3 separate regions of the Homo sapiens genome follow, and regions 2 and 3 are each linked to region 1. Evidence: chromatin contacts called from ENCODE Hi-C or POLR2A ChIA-PET data. All regions are on one chromosome and are shown on one strand. Each heading gives the region's core, a stretch centred on a gene start or an enhancer-like site at or near the end of the contact. The rest is flanking DNA. Distances are from core to core; before and after follow the strand shown.

Region 1 (4,246 bases), core at 944-3,443:
ATTCTTCTGCCTCATCCTCCTAGGTAGCTGTGACTACAGGCGCGCACCGCCACGCCAAGCTCTTTTTTTTTTTTTTTTTTTTTGGCAGAGAGGGGGCGATGCTATGTTGCCCAGGCTGGTCTCAAACTCCTAGGCTCAAGGGATTCTCCCACCTCGGCCTCCCAAAGTGCTACGATTACAGGCATAAGCCACCGCGCCCGGCCTCAGACCCCTGTATTTAAGGTCGGAGTGGGGGAGGGTGCAAGTCCCGTGACCACCCAACCACACGGACCACAGAGGCTTGCAGTACCGTATGGAGGGTGAGCAGGTGTAAAGCCGACTTATGAAAGGTGTTTCTTTTTCTCTATCAGGTCCTATTCTCTTGGCGTCACTTTCTTGTAGTGCCTGGATCTGTCTCTGTCTCTCCACCTGACCCCAGTCTCTCAGATTCGGTATCTGTCCACTAGATCTGTCCACTAGAATCACTAGATCTTTCTTCCTCGGAGTATGTCCCTCTCTCGAGGTTTTTGTCTATTTGTTTCTCTGAGCATCTCTGCCATTTATTTCTGGGTTTCCCTCTGTCTCGATTCCCCTCTCTCTGACTCTAGTCTCACTGTGTCTCTGTCTTTTTGGGGTCTTTGTCTCTCAGTCTCCATGTCTCTGGGTCTCTGTCTGGCTTCTTGATCTCTCTGCATCTCTTACTCGTTTGGTTCTCTCTGTTCTGTAGTCTCTCCTGTCTGTCTATCTGGTCTCTCTCTCTCTCTCTCTCTCTCTCTCTCTCTCTCATTTTTAGAGATAGGTTCTGCTTTGTCCCAGGCTGGGGTGCAGTGGCGCAGTCATAGTTCACCGCAGCCTACAACTCCTGGGCTCAAGCGATCCTCCTGCCTCAGCCTCCCGAGTAGCTGGGATTACAGGCACGCGGCACTGCGCTTGGACAATTTTTGTATTTTTTTTTTCTCTAGAGACAGGGATTTGCTATGTTGCCCAGACTTGTCTCGAACTCCTGGGCTTAAGCAATCCTCCCCTCGGCCTCCCCAAGTGCTGGGATTACAGGCGTGAGCCACCTATCTGGTTCCTCTATACTAGTCTCTCTGTCTCTGTCGCCCGTTTGGGTCTATCTCCGTTCTTGGGGCCTCCCCGTGGCTCTATCTGGTTTCTGTCTCTGTATCTGGTTTCTGTCTGTCTGTGCCTCTGCCTCTCTGGCTCCGTGTCCTGGTGTATCTCTCTCTCAGTAGTCTCTGCTATCACTCGGTCTCTCTCCCTGTCTCCGGGTCTCTGTCTTTCTGGTTTCCCTCTACCTGTCTACCTGTCTGGCCACCTGTTTGGGTCCCCGTCGGTCCAAGCCCCCCGCGCTGTCGCCCTCGGGCCCCTCACCGCGTCGCGGCTGCTCTCAGTGCTGCTGCCTTCTCCCACTTCTTCTTCCTCTGCCTGCTGCTCAGCTCCCCCGCGGCTCGAAGGTTCCGCCAGGACTTCGGATGCCTCCTGTTCCCGGGACTCCTCGGGATGGCCCTGGGGCTGGACCTCCACGTCGCATTCCGGGACCAGCGGCGGCGGGGTCCCCTCCTCGGGGCTGCTTCGCGTCCCCATGGCCGCTGGGACTCCTGCGGGGTGGGCGGGACCAGAAGCTCCGGGGGCGGGGCCTAGGACGGCTGAGCGCCGCTCGCGTCTGCTCCGGGGCGCGGAGACCCCCCCCCAAGGAGGCGGGGCCTAAGAGTTCAAAGGATGGAACTGAGCGTTACGGAGGCGTGTCCTGAAGTTTCCAGAGGCGGGGCTTGATGGCTCCAAGGCGACACGCCACCGGAGACGGGACCGGAATTTGAGTCCGGGTCGTAGCACGCCCCCTACTGACCTCTTCGACCCCGCCTCCCCTCCCTCATCTCTAGGTGTCAGGCCTTGTACCCTCCCAGCAGCCCCCTACAATCTCTTGGATTCGCTTAGAGCGACCCATCTTCTCCCTCCGAGACTCAGCAGTTCGGCTCCCGCCCCATCCTTCCCGGAGCCCCGTAGTCTTAGTCCCGACCCCACTGTGCAGGGCAACCGTGCCCACGCCGCCTCACCCAGGGATCCAGGAGTCGGGGCTCTCCTTCTCTGAACAAGCCAGGAGTCGGAGTCCTTGAGATTCCGAAGTCCAACTGCCACCTCCCCACAGCCTCGGCCCCCTCACGAGCTCAGGCTTCGGCGCGCTCCGCTCTGCGCGCTGGGCACGGCCGCTTCTGCCTATGAGACAGGTGGCAGGGGAAGAGGGAGGAGAGAGGCCGCCCGGTCCCCCTCCCCAGCAGCCCGGAAGTGGAGGGGGGACAACAGGTCCAACAGCTCCCGAGGGAGGAGGGAGCCACGGGCTTGCCCCACCCGTGGCCTCGGCATCCGGCCATCCCGGCCCCACCGGCCCCGGCCCGGCCCCACCCTCGTGGAACTCAGCATCGCGACCTCCCAGTCTCCCTCGAGCCCCTCATTCCTGCCCCCCTGGAGGAGTCTTGGCCACCTCTGTATGGGAGCCTCTCTAATGTCCAGACCTTGGGAGTTCAGAAAGGAAGGCAGGAATGGAGATGGGGACGTCTCCCCTCTAATGAGCCCTTCAGAAGGGCCCTGACCGGTTTGGGGAGCTGGACAAGGGGAAGGGGTGCCCTGAACTGAGTCAGACACCTGCCCAGAGACTGAGGGAAGTGTACCGCCACCCCCCCACAACTTTGCTATGGGGTGGAGGGCAGAGGTTAAAGGTCTCAGCCAGACCCTTTCCTCTCTGGGCGAAAACAGGAAAATGAAAACAGGAAAATAACTGGTATATGAAAAGGGATGATTAGAAGTCAAGAGCTGTGTGAAACACTTTATACCCAGTCATTTAATTTCACCCTCAAAGCTGTCCAGCGAGAAAGTGATTACTACCTCCATTTCTTTTTTTTTAGTAGAGACTGGGTTTCTCCAGGTTGCCCAGGCTGATCTTGAACTCCTGGGCTCAAACAACCTGCCTGCCTCAGCCTCCCAAAGTGTTGAGATTACAGGCGTGAGCCACCGCTCCTGGCCTACTATCTCCATTTTACACTTGGGGATACAAGCTGAGGAGGACAAATGCACCCAAGGTTGGCTGGGCACAGAGGCTCAGGCCTGTAATCCCAGCACTTTGGGAAGCCGAGGCAGGTGGATTGCTTGAGATCAGGAGTTCAAGGCCAGCCTGGGCAACATGGAGAAACCCCATCTCTACTAAAAATACAAAAATTATGCCAGGCGTGGTGGCACACACCTGTCATCTCAGCTACTCCAGAGGCTGAGGCAGGAGGATATCTCGAGCCCAGGAGGTCGAGGCTGCAGTGAGTCTTGAATGTGCCACTGCACTCCAGCCTGGGCGACAGAGTAAGACCCCATCTCAGAAAAAAAAAAAAAAATGTAGCCAACATCTACACATGTTGTAAGTGGTAAAATGCAGGCTTCATTCTCTCAAAAGTCCATGTTCTTAACCATTGCGTATACTGTCACTACAAGCCAGGAAGTACCCAAAAGATCATTCTAAATGATAGTAACTTTAATGGTGAACACTGATAGGCCATGTGCCAGGCACTCACACACATTGACTCATCAGAGCATCACAACACCCCATTATTATTCCTTCCATTTTAGAGATAAGAAAACTGAGGCCTAGAGAAGTGAAGTAACTTACCCCAGGGCTAAGTGGGAAGTGGCTCAAAAGCAAGCCGGTGTTCTAATCCAAGGTGATGAGAAGACCTGCCCCAGATAGCTGTGTTTGTTTTTGATCTTGTGAGTTAGAAATCTTGTGGGCTCCCGGGCTGGGCGCGGTGGCTCACACCTGTAATCCCAGCACTTTGGGAGGCCGAGGCTGGTGGATCACGAGGTCAGGAGATCAAGATCATATTGGCTAACATGGTCAAACCCTGTCTCTACTAAAAATATGAAAAAATTAGCCGGGCATGGTGGCACGCGCCTGTAGTCCCAGCTACTTGGGAAGCTGATGCAGGAGAATCGCTTGAACCCGGGAGGCAGAGGTTGCAGTGAGCCGAGATCGTGCCACTGCACTCCAGCCTGGGCAATGGAGGGAGACTCCATCTCAAAAAAAAAAAGAAAAGAAAAAGAAAACAAATCTTGCAGGCTCCCTGGCCTCTCCATAGGACCAGAACCCCACCCCTTTCGGCCCAGAAACCCAATTGGTTCCCCCAGAAAATAGGTAGAAGTCAGACTCACGTTAAAAAAAGTTTTATTTAGGGAGCTCCAGGGAATGCGGTGGGAAAGGAGAGGTGCAGTGTCATTGCCGCCCTCT
Region 2 (4,246 bases), core at 900-3,399, 1.6 Mb after region 1:
CCAGCCTGGGTGACAGAGTAAGACTCCACCTCAAAATAATGGGGTAGCTACAGAGAAAGCTTAGCGGCCACCTAGTAAAGAGGTGGTAGTGACCTGGGTCCCCCACCCTCTGCATGGATCTCAAATTGAGCCCCCAAACCTGAATTTGGATTTCTATCTGGACCTTCGGGGTACTCTCAGTGGACACTTCCTAGGTGAACTAGCCTTTCCATTTTTCAAATTCTAGAGTCTTGGATGGGACAACCTTTGTGATACAACCAGTCCTGGGTCAAGAGCACAGGCCTGCATTCAAATTCAGACTTCTCTGCTCCCTAATTGTGTGACCTTGGGCAAGACATAGTCCTCTGTGTGCCTCAGTTGCTAGAATTCAGGGACCCTAGAGATCCCCTCCCTTTCAAGGGTGGTTGTGACCTCGCTTGGGGAATGGTTGAGAGCTTTGGTCCACATAAGCGCTCAAACAGCAGAGCCTGTGAAACCAAGGTGCCCATGATTCTCCAAGCCCTGTAGTGTTTTGTTCCAGCGATTCCATCACAGCCCCTCGCTCGCTCCTCCAGGCCACTCTCCATGCTCCAGCTCTAAAGCTGATTCAATCAGTCACAAGCCCCTCCTCTTTCCCACCACCAGACCCTCCCTGGCCCAACCCTAAATAATTCCACTTCTCAAAAGTCTCAGAAGGGCAAGGGCCAGGGGGCTGGAAACTAGGTTTGGATTAAGCCCTGCAGCCAACACTGACCAAAAGCTCACCGAGGGTCAAGCCCCATGTGAAGGCTTTTAATTCCCTCCCAAGAGAAGGAACCCGGGTGTCCAGCACCCGGGAGCTCGCTCAAACCAGGGGATTCCCAGCACGCGGGGCTGGGAGATTCCATCACCGAGGGAAGCCAGAAGCCCCTTCCTTGGCTCTGAACACTCAGCTGTACTAGCACCTCAATCAGAATTGACAGAGAGAGACAGGAGGGGGTGGCAACCTCCCCATTCCAGCTGGCCTCCACTCCCCCTCCCCCCGGCCGCTGCCCTCCCTAGAGGTCCCCTCCTACTGCCACCCTGGTCCAGCCACCTGGCCAGTTATTTCTGGCCAAGGGGAAGGAGAAGTGAAACCAGGTTGGGGTGTGTGTTGGGGGGGGCAAAATCCCGGGCTAGTCTTCTGGGGCTGGCCACACCCTGTAGGCGGCCCTCCTTCCCTGCCCAGTCCCCCCCCGCCCCCCCTCCACCGCCACCACTGGTCCCTGCCCTAGGACGGGCAGGCCCTGGCCACGCCTAGGCTGCACCCGATGGGGAGCGAGAAAGGGGAAGTAGTGCTCAGTGCCCTGCCGTCCAGCCCAGCCCCTTTCCAGCAGGAAGCCCAGCCCTCGAACTTGAGAGGGGGACTGCACCCGGCTTTACTCACCTGAGCCCTGGCCGCGGCTGGGGCCTCTGAAGAGCTGACAGCCCAGCTTCTTGTGGTCCATGAAGGCAGTGATGGCCTCCAACGGGAAGGTCTGCAGGCAGCGGCCGCAGGTCAACAGATCTGGGTGTTTGTCGGTCCAGGGCTGGCGGTCTGCAGGGAGGAAGCGGGTGGTGAGCGTGGGGTGGGGCCAGGATGGGGGCTGAGGGTGCTGAAGGAGAGGGGAAACCGAAGGTCAGAAGGGGGCCTGAGGGGCAGGACGGGGCGAAGGAGATAAGGCAGGGCGAGGGGCCCATGCCCAAAGGGAAGGGTCCCACCCGAGGGTCAAAGGTAAGGGAGGCTGGGCCCAGGGCCCGGGGTGCTCACCGGGATAGTTCGGGGTCAACGGCGTCCACAGGGTCCACGGGTTCCGCGGGCCGAGGGCGAGGAGGGCGGCCCCGGCGGGCATGGGGCCAGGGGAGTGGTGGGGTTCGCCGCCGAACCGCCCCGCCGAGGACACCTCCTTCGGGGAGAAGGGCCCCAGCCTTGGGGCCTGTTGGGGCTGCGCGTCTGGCTCGGGCTTGAGTTCGATGACGAGGTCCTGCATTTCCATCTCGTCGTCTGGGTTGGCGGCGGGCGCGGGCTCTACTCGGCGGGGCGCGCTGCCGGCCTTGCGGCGGGACATGAGTCGCGGGCCGGGCGAGCGAGCGGGCGGGCAGGCAGGCAGGCGGGCGGGCGGAGGACGCACGAGCGGAGGACGCGCGGACCGTGCGCGCTCAGGTGAGTGACTGCGGCGACCCGCCGCGAACTCTTACACGTGCTGGCCGGGCCCGTGGCTCCGCCTACCAGGGCGGGGCTCATGGGAGGGGACCGAGCCGCCCTGCTGGGGCCCTGACGGCGGCCTAACTCAATCTAGGCAGTGTCCCGTGCGTTTGGCTTAGTGACCAAATTTAATCACACCGAGTTCCCACAAGGCATTGAAACAGCTATCCCTGATCCCGTTTTAGGGCGGGTGAAACTGAGACACGGCATGCCCACACGCACCCCCAAGCGAGAAAAATAGTCGGTCACGTTTCTTATTAGGTGCCTGATAGTAATCTGGGCTATTTCATTAAATGCATTACAATAAAAATTCATTTTGCAAGCATTCACTGAGTGCCTCCTGTGCGCCAGGCTCTGTTTGAAGCCCTGAGAATACAGGAGGGAATAAACAGAAGATAATCTTTGTTTGCACGGAGTTCAGACGGTGGGGGAAGACACTATAAACATAATTACGTAAAATATAGATGGCCCTTCATGATGACCAGTGCCATGGAGCAAAAGAAAGCTGGAAAGGCGGAGAGGGTTACTGGGGTTGAGGGATTCAATTTTCTCCCCTATGATGGGAAAGGGCATGGTGGAGCTGAGGCTGGAGGGAAGGAAGCCCAGCCAGTGGGCCTGGGCATTGAGGAATTACAAGGAAAGGGAGAGGCAATACGGGTTGGGGATTGAGTTCAGTGAAAATATGGGGGCAGATCCAAGCAATCTTTTGATCGCTTTAAGGTCTTTTGGTTTTCCTGAGACCGGAGCCTTAGGAGGGTTTTGAGCAGAGGAGGACTGTAATCATACACATCGACTCTGTTCCTAGACCAGAAGTCGCCATTAAAACCAAATAGCCAAGCAGCTCACCTGCCTCCACTCCGCCTCCTTGAACTTCCCTCCCCTAAGCAGTTCTGTCTGCTCACTGTTTGAAGTGGCATCGACACCCTGCCCCACCCTCAATCCCTGATGAGTATTCTTTTCTTCCTGGCACCGACTGCACGACAGTATAGAACGGCTTGTGGACTGTCCTCTCCCCCACCCAATGCAAGCCCCCTGAGGTCAGGGCAAGAACCTGTCCTCCCCCAGCTGTCCTCAGCCCAGATGCTGATTTCAGATGCTGATCTCTTGGAGTTCTGCACATTGTTATTCAGGTCTGGGTTCCATTGTCCTCCTGAGAGCAGAGGGCCCTGACCAACAGTATCTAAAGTAGCCCCACCCTGCTGAAGGCCTTGCAAATTACACTCCATGACCTCCATCTGTCCCCAGTTCCCTCTTGGATCTCACTTTCTCCATCTGTCAAAGGAGGTAGGGCAGGTTGGAACTAGAGGGTTATCTGAGGTGGTTTCTTCTTCACTGCCGCCTCCTCTGATCACCCTTTTTTTTTTTGTAATTTTTAATTTTTCAAAAAAAATTATTTTTAAATAGAGACAGGGACTCGCTTTGTTGCCCTGGTTGGTCTGAAACTCTTGGCTTGAAGCGCTCCTCCTGCTTCAGCATCCCAAAGTGCTGAGATTACAGGTGTGAGACACTGCACTCAGCCTCAGACCACCCAATTTTAAGTTCCATGGCAACCCAGCCACCCACTATCCCATTGCCCTTATTTTACTCTTTTTTTTTTTTTTTTTTTTTGAGATGGAGTTTCACTCTTGTTGCCCAGGCTGGAGTGCAGTGGCACGACCTCAGCTCACTGCAACCTCCGCCTCCCGGGTTCAAGTGATTCTCCTGCCTGAGCCTCCGGAGTAGCTGGGATTACAGATGCCCGGCTAATTTTTCTATTTTTAGTAGAGACAGGGTTTCACCATGTTGGCCAGGCTGGTCTCGAACTCCTGACCTCAGGTGATCCACCCGCCTCAGCCTCCCAAAGTGCTGGAATTACAGGCGTGAGCCACCGTGCCCGGCCTATTTTATTCTTTATACATCACTTTGATCAAACCCTGAAGGATCTTGTTTACATATTTGCTCATTTTACCCTATTCTGTCCCTTCTACCCCCACTAGAACGTAGGTTCTAGGAGGCAGGATGGGAGTCTGTCTTGTTCATAAATACAACCCCTACTCGTTCATAGTTAAGTCAACAAATATTTAT
Region 3 (4,246 bases), core at 518-3,017, 1.5 Mb after region 1:
TACTCTGGAGGCTGAGGTGAGAGGATCCCCTTAGTCCAGGAGGTTGAGGCTGTGGTGAACCATGTTCCTGCCACTGCACTCCAACCTCGGTGACAGAGTGACACCCTGCCTCAAAAAAAAAAAAAAAGTTCACATTTGTATATAGCACCCACATGTGCCAGGCCCTGTTCTAAGAATTTTGTGTTTTAAATATTTGTGTCTATTAATTTGTGTGACCTTGGAGAAATTAATTTTGCCGGGTTTCAGTTTTCTCATCTGCTATGTGGGGATCAATAACACCATATACTTCACACAATTGTTGTGAACATTCAACTTACAGAGTTATTTCTTTTTCTTTTTGAGACAAGGTCTCACTCTGTCACCCAGGCTGGAGTGCAATAGCGTCATCACAGCTCACTGCAGCCTCAACCTCCCAGGCTCAAGCAATCCTCCTGCCTCGGCCTCCCAAAGTATTGGGGTTACAGGTGTGAGCCACCGTGCCTAGCCAGAACACCCAAATTTTATACAAGCAAAGGAAAGACAACAAACCCTGCATCTGTGGTCTGAGAGCGCCTGGCATCCAACTTAGAACCTAATAGATCACCTAGTCGTTCTCAGGAATATGAGAGGCTTAGGAATGTGATCTAGCCAAATGGCTGCCCCTCTTTCAGCCTGAGTCCCTTCTGCAATAATCCTATCATATGCTTCTGGCGCTGGTGATAGGGATGAGCTCAGGGTTTAGGCACACAGCTCAGGATGTATACGGAGGCTACACTGCTGCCATTCGCAGACTGAATAACTGAGCTTTTGAGCTCAAAGTGGTCTGGGCTATTTATGGGTAACTTTCAGGGGCTGCAGGGAGGAACAAACCAATAAATAAAACATCCATGCATTCATCCAATAAACTTTTTTTTTTTTGAGATGGGAGTCTCGCTCTGTTGCCCAGGCTGGAGTGCAGTGGCACGATCTCAGCTCACTGCAACCTCCGCCTCCCAGGTTCAAGCTATTCTCCTGCCTCAGCCTCCGGAGTAGCTGGCATTACAGGCGCACACCAACACGCCCAGCTAATTTTTGTATTTTTAGTAGAGATGGGATTTCACCATGTCGGTCAGGCTGGTCTCGAAATCCTGACCTCGTGATGTGCCTGCCTCGGCCTCCCAAAGTGCTGAGATTACAGGCATGAACCACCGCGCCCGGCCTCCAATAAACATTTATTGGGCACCTACGGTGTTCCAGGCGCTGGTCTAGGCGTTGGGGTTACAACAACGCACAAAACATAAATTCTGAAGCTGACACGCTAGCTTTAAACGTTCCTTAAATATCTTCATCCTCAATTTACGGTTGAGGAAACTGAGGTGTAGCGAGACCTTGGAGGTTTCCGAAATATTATTATGGATGGCAGGTGTAGAGCCCTGCCAACCTCTCGATCCTGAAGCTCCCCTTCCAGCCTGAGAAACGGCAGGTTCAAGTCCCACTGGGAGACCAAAGCGGGGAGCGGCTCAGTTTGCCGGCTTGCTCAATGGGTAAGGCGTGATGGCTCTAAGCAGGCCTCAGTTGTCTCGTCCAGAGCAATGGGCAGCGACGCCTGCCCAACCCCTCCTGAGCGCCCAGCCTCCCTTTCCCGGCCGGCCCCGCCCCCGCGATCACGTGACGCGTGGGGGTTTTCCCGTTCCCCAGGCGTGACGTCACGGCGGGGTGCAGACCAATGGGCGCGCAGGCCGGCGGCGCCGGGGAATTCCGCCGCCCCGCCCCCGCCCGCCGCCCGCCCGGCCCGGCCCCGCGCCCCGCGCAGCCCCGGGCGCCGCGCGTCCTGCCCGGCCTGCGGCCCCAGCCCTTGCGCCGCTCGTCCGACCCGCGATCGTCCACCAGACCGTGCCTCCCGGCCGCCCGGCCGGCCCGCGTGCATGCTTCGGTCTGGGCCAGCCTCTGGGCCGTCCGTCCCCACTGGCCGGGCCATGCCGAGTCGCCGCGTCGCCAGACCGCCGGCTGCGCCGGAGCTGGGGGCCTTAGGTAAGCGGGGCTGGGGTTCAGGAGAGGGGTCTGGGGCGGGGCTGGAGATGCGGGGATTCTGGCGGTCCCGGAGTAGTCTGGGGGTTCCTATGGGAGTCTAAGGGTTTCGCGGGGGCAGAGTGAGGGTTCCTGAGACACTGTATTAGGGCGTAGGAAGAAGGCAGAGGGTGATGAGGGGGTACGGCCCGAGGTTCGAGCGAGGCGTCCCGCTGTAGAGTGAGAGGGGGCGGGGCCTGACCCTGAGGCAAAGAAGGGGGCGTGGCCTGACTCAGAGAAGGCGGAGCGAAAGCTGCTCTTGGGCGGTATCGGGGCGGGGCCGGGCCCAGAGAGGGAGAAGAGGGGCGGGATCCGACCCGGACTATGAGAAGAGGGCCGGGCCTGACTCAAAAAAGGAAGCAGGGCCCTACGCTGAGGGGTGAGGGGGCGGGGCCTGGCCGTGAGGGCAGGAAGGGGGCGGGGCCTGAGTTGGCCGAAAGAAGGGGAAGGGGCGGGGCCTGACTCTGGCCGAGTGGAGGGGAAGGGCCTGTTACCCAAAAAAGCAGGGCGGGGCCCGACACAGAGAATGAGGAGGGGGTGGGGCTTGCCTCCAGACGGAGAAGCGGAGCCTTGACATTGAAAAAATTAAAAGTGGTCTGACCCTGACAGGAGGATGTTTTTTTTTGTTTGTTTTTTGTTTTTTTCTTTTGAGATGGAGTCTCGCTCTGTCGCCCAGGCTGGAGTGCAGTGGCACGATCTAGGCTCACTGCAACCTCTGCCTCCCGGGCTCAAGCAGTTCTCCTGCCTCAGCCCCCCGAGTAGCTGGAATTACAGGTGCCCGCCACCACACCCGGCTAATTTTTGTAGTTTTACTAGAGACGGGGTTTCACCATGCTGGTCAGACTGGCCTCGAACTTCTGACCTCAGGTGATCCGCACGCCTCGGCCTCTCAAAGTGCTGGGATTACAGGTGTGAGCCCTTGTGCCCAGCGGGATGGGGACTTTTTAAACTGAGATTGAGATGGGGTCCCCTCCAGGCCCAACTTTAAGGGAGAAAAGGAGCGGGCCCTGAGTGTGATGAAGGGTGGGGCGAACCACAGAAACTAAAGGCCAGGACCTGTCCATGATTTAGCTGGTAAGCCTGGCCAGACGCAGGGGGGCAGTCAGGGCGAGGGGCCTGATCCAGAGGGGAAGGGCTAGAAGAGGAAGGGGTGGGGCTTCCTTGGGATATTCTCTGGTCCTCTGGCTGCCCCCCATCACCTCCTGAGACGTTTCTCCTTCTCTGCAGGGTCCCCCGACCTCTCCTCACTCTCGCTCGCCGTTTCCAGGAGCACAGGTGAGCAGCCCTCCACAGTTCCTGCCCACTCGCTCATGCAGGATGAGGTTGGGAGGACTCCACAGAGATGTCTCTGTTTGGGGGTTCACGAGGTCCACCTCAGCTTTCTCCTGACAGGGTGCATCCCTCCCTGCCAGTTGAGATGGGCCCCCTAGGTTTTCTTACCTCTTGGACTGTTAAGAGCGTGACAGGTGGCCGGGCGCGGTGGCTCACGCCTGTAGTCCCAGCACTTTGGGAGGCCGAGGCGGACGGATCACGAGGTCAGGAGATCGAGACCATCCTGGCTAACACGGTGAAACCCCGTCTCTACTGAAAATACAAAAACAAAATTAGCCGGGCGTGGTGGCGGGCTCCTGTAGTCCCAGCTACTCGGGAGGCTGAGGCAGGAGAATGGCGTGAACCTGGGAGGCGGAGCTTGCAGTGAGCCGAGATCGCACCACTGCACTCCAGCCTGGGAGACAGAGCGAGACTCCGACTCAAAAAAAAAAAAAAAAAAAAAAAAAGCGTGACAGGTAAATCTTACCACCTATCCATGCGCAAAGGCTTCTTTAGAGATTCACTGTGGCTTAGTAGAAGGTAATCACTGCCATCCTGGGCTTTGGAGCTGGGGTTTACATACTGCTGTCATCGCCCCTCCCTGTGTGAATGTCTGCAAGTCAGTTCCCCAGTTCAGGCCTCAGTTTTCCTCATCTGTAAGATGGACAGAATAACAGTGCCTCTCTTTCAGGGAAATTGAGAGTATTCAATGAATTGATACAGGTACACTTTCCAAGCAGTATCTGGCACACAGTAAGGGTTCAGTAAGTGTTAACTGTTAGTGGTATAATAATAATAACGATAATAATTATTATTACTAGACAGTCTATAACAGTGGTTCATTTTTGGTGTGTGTGTGGGTTTTTTTTGTCTGTTTTTTGTGTTTTTTTTTTTTTTTTTTTTTTTTTTG

The links. Hi-C counts contacts between places; a loop is a spot of excess contacts on that map. ChIA-PET counts read pairs that join two places held with the same protein, here RNA polymerase II (POLR2A). Pooled maps may share reads with other maps.
Region 2: a loop to region 1 is called in a pooled map, with 5 times the contacts of the local background. The contact joins the promoter of ZNF296 here to the promoter of PHLDB3 in region 1. A Hi-C loop is called at or near these places in 1 of 50 pooled maps. POLR2A ChIA-PET finds 5 or more read pairs at or near these places in 2 of 52 experiments (T-cell and naive thymus-derived CD8-positive, alpha-beta T cell).
Region 3: a pooled map shows a loop between it and region 1 (19-fold over the local background). The contact joins the promoter of RELB here to the promoter of PHLDB3 in region 1. A Hi-C loop is called at or near these places in 1 of 37 single-sample maps with no recorded cell type and 6 of 50 pooled maps. POLR2A ChIA-PET finds 5 or more read pairs at or near these places in 1 of 52 experiments (A549).

What each region holds. Positions count from the first base shown.
Region 1 is chr19:43,502,553-43,506,798 of GRCh38, forward strand. It overlaps PHLDB3 (pleckstrin homology like domain family B member 3), which reads right to left and starts at 2,194. Exons shown (of 16, transcript NM_198850.4): 1 at 2,037-2,194; 2 at 1,354-1,580. The coding sequence starts at 1,566. It overlaps ETHE1 (ETHE1 persulfide dioxygenase), which reads right to left. Exons shown (of 7, transcript NM_014297.5): 7 at 4,167-4,246. RefSeq lists an enhancer at 1,330-1,852 and silencers at 1,481-1,730, 2,331-2,390.
Region 2 is chr19:45,074,329-45,078,574 of GRCh38, forward strand. ZNF296 (zinc finger protein 296) reads right to left here and starts at 2,150. Exons shown (of 3, transcript NM_145288.3): 1 at 1,748-2,150; 2 at 1,385-1,534. The coding sequence starts at 2,045. It also overlaps a transcript of GEMIN7 not described here. RefSeq lists silencers at 967-1,276, 1,607-1,846, 1,937-2,346.
Region 3 is chr19:44,999,697-45,003,942 of GRCh38, forward strand. It overlaps RELB (RELB proto-oncogene, NF-kB subunit), which reads left to right and starts at 1,768. Exons shown (of 12, transcript NM_006509.4): 1 at 1,768-1,989; 2 at 3,253-3,300. The coding sequence starts at 1,884. RefSeq lists silencers at 1,592-2,001, 2,322-2,601.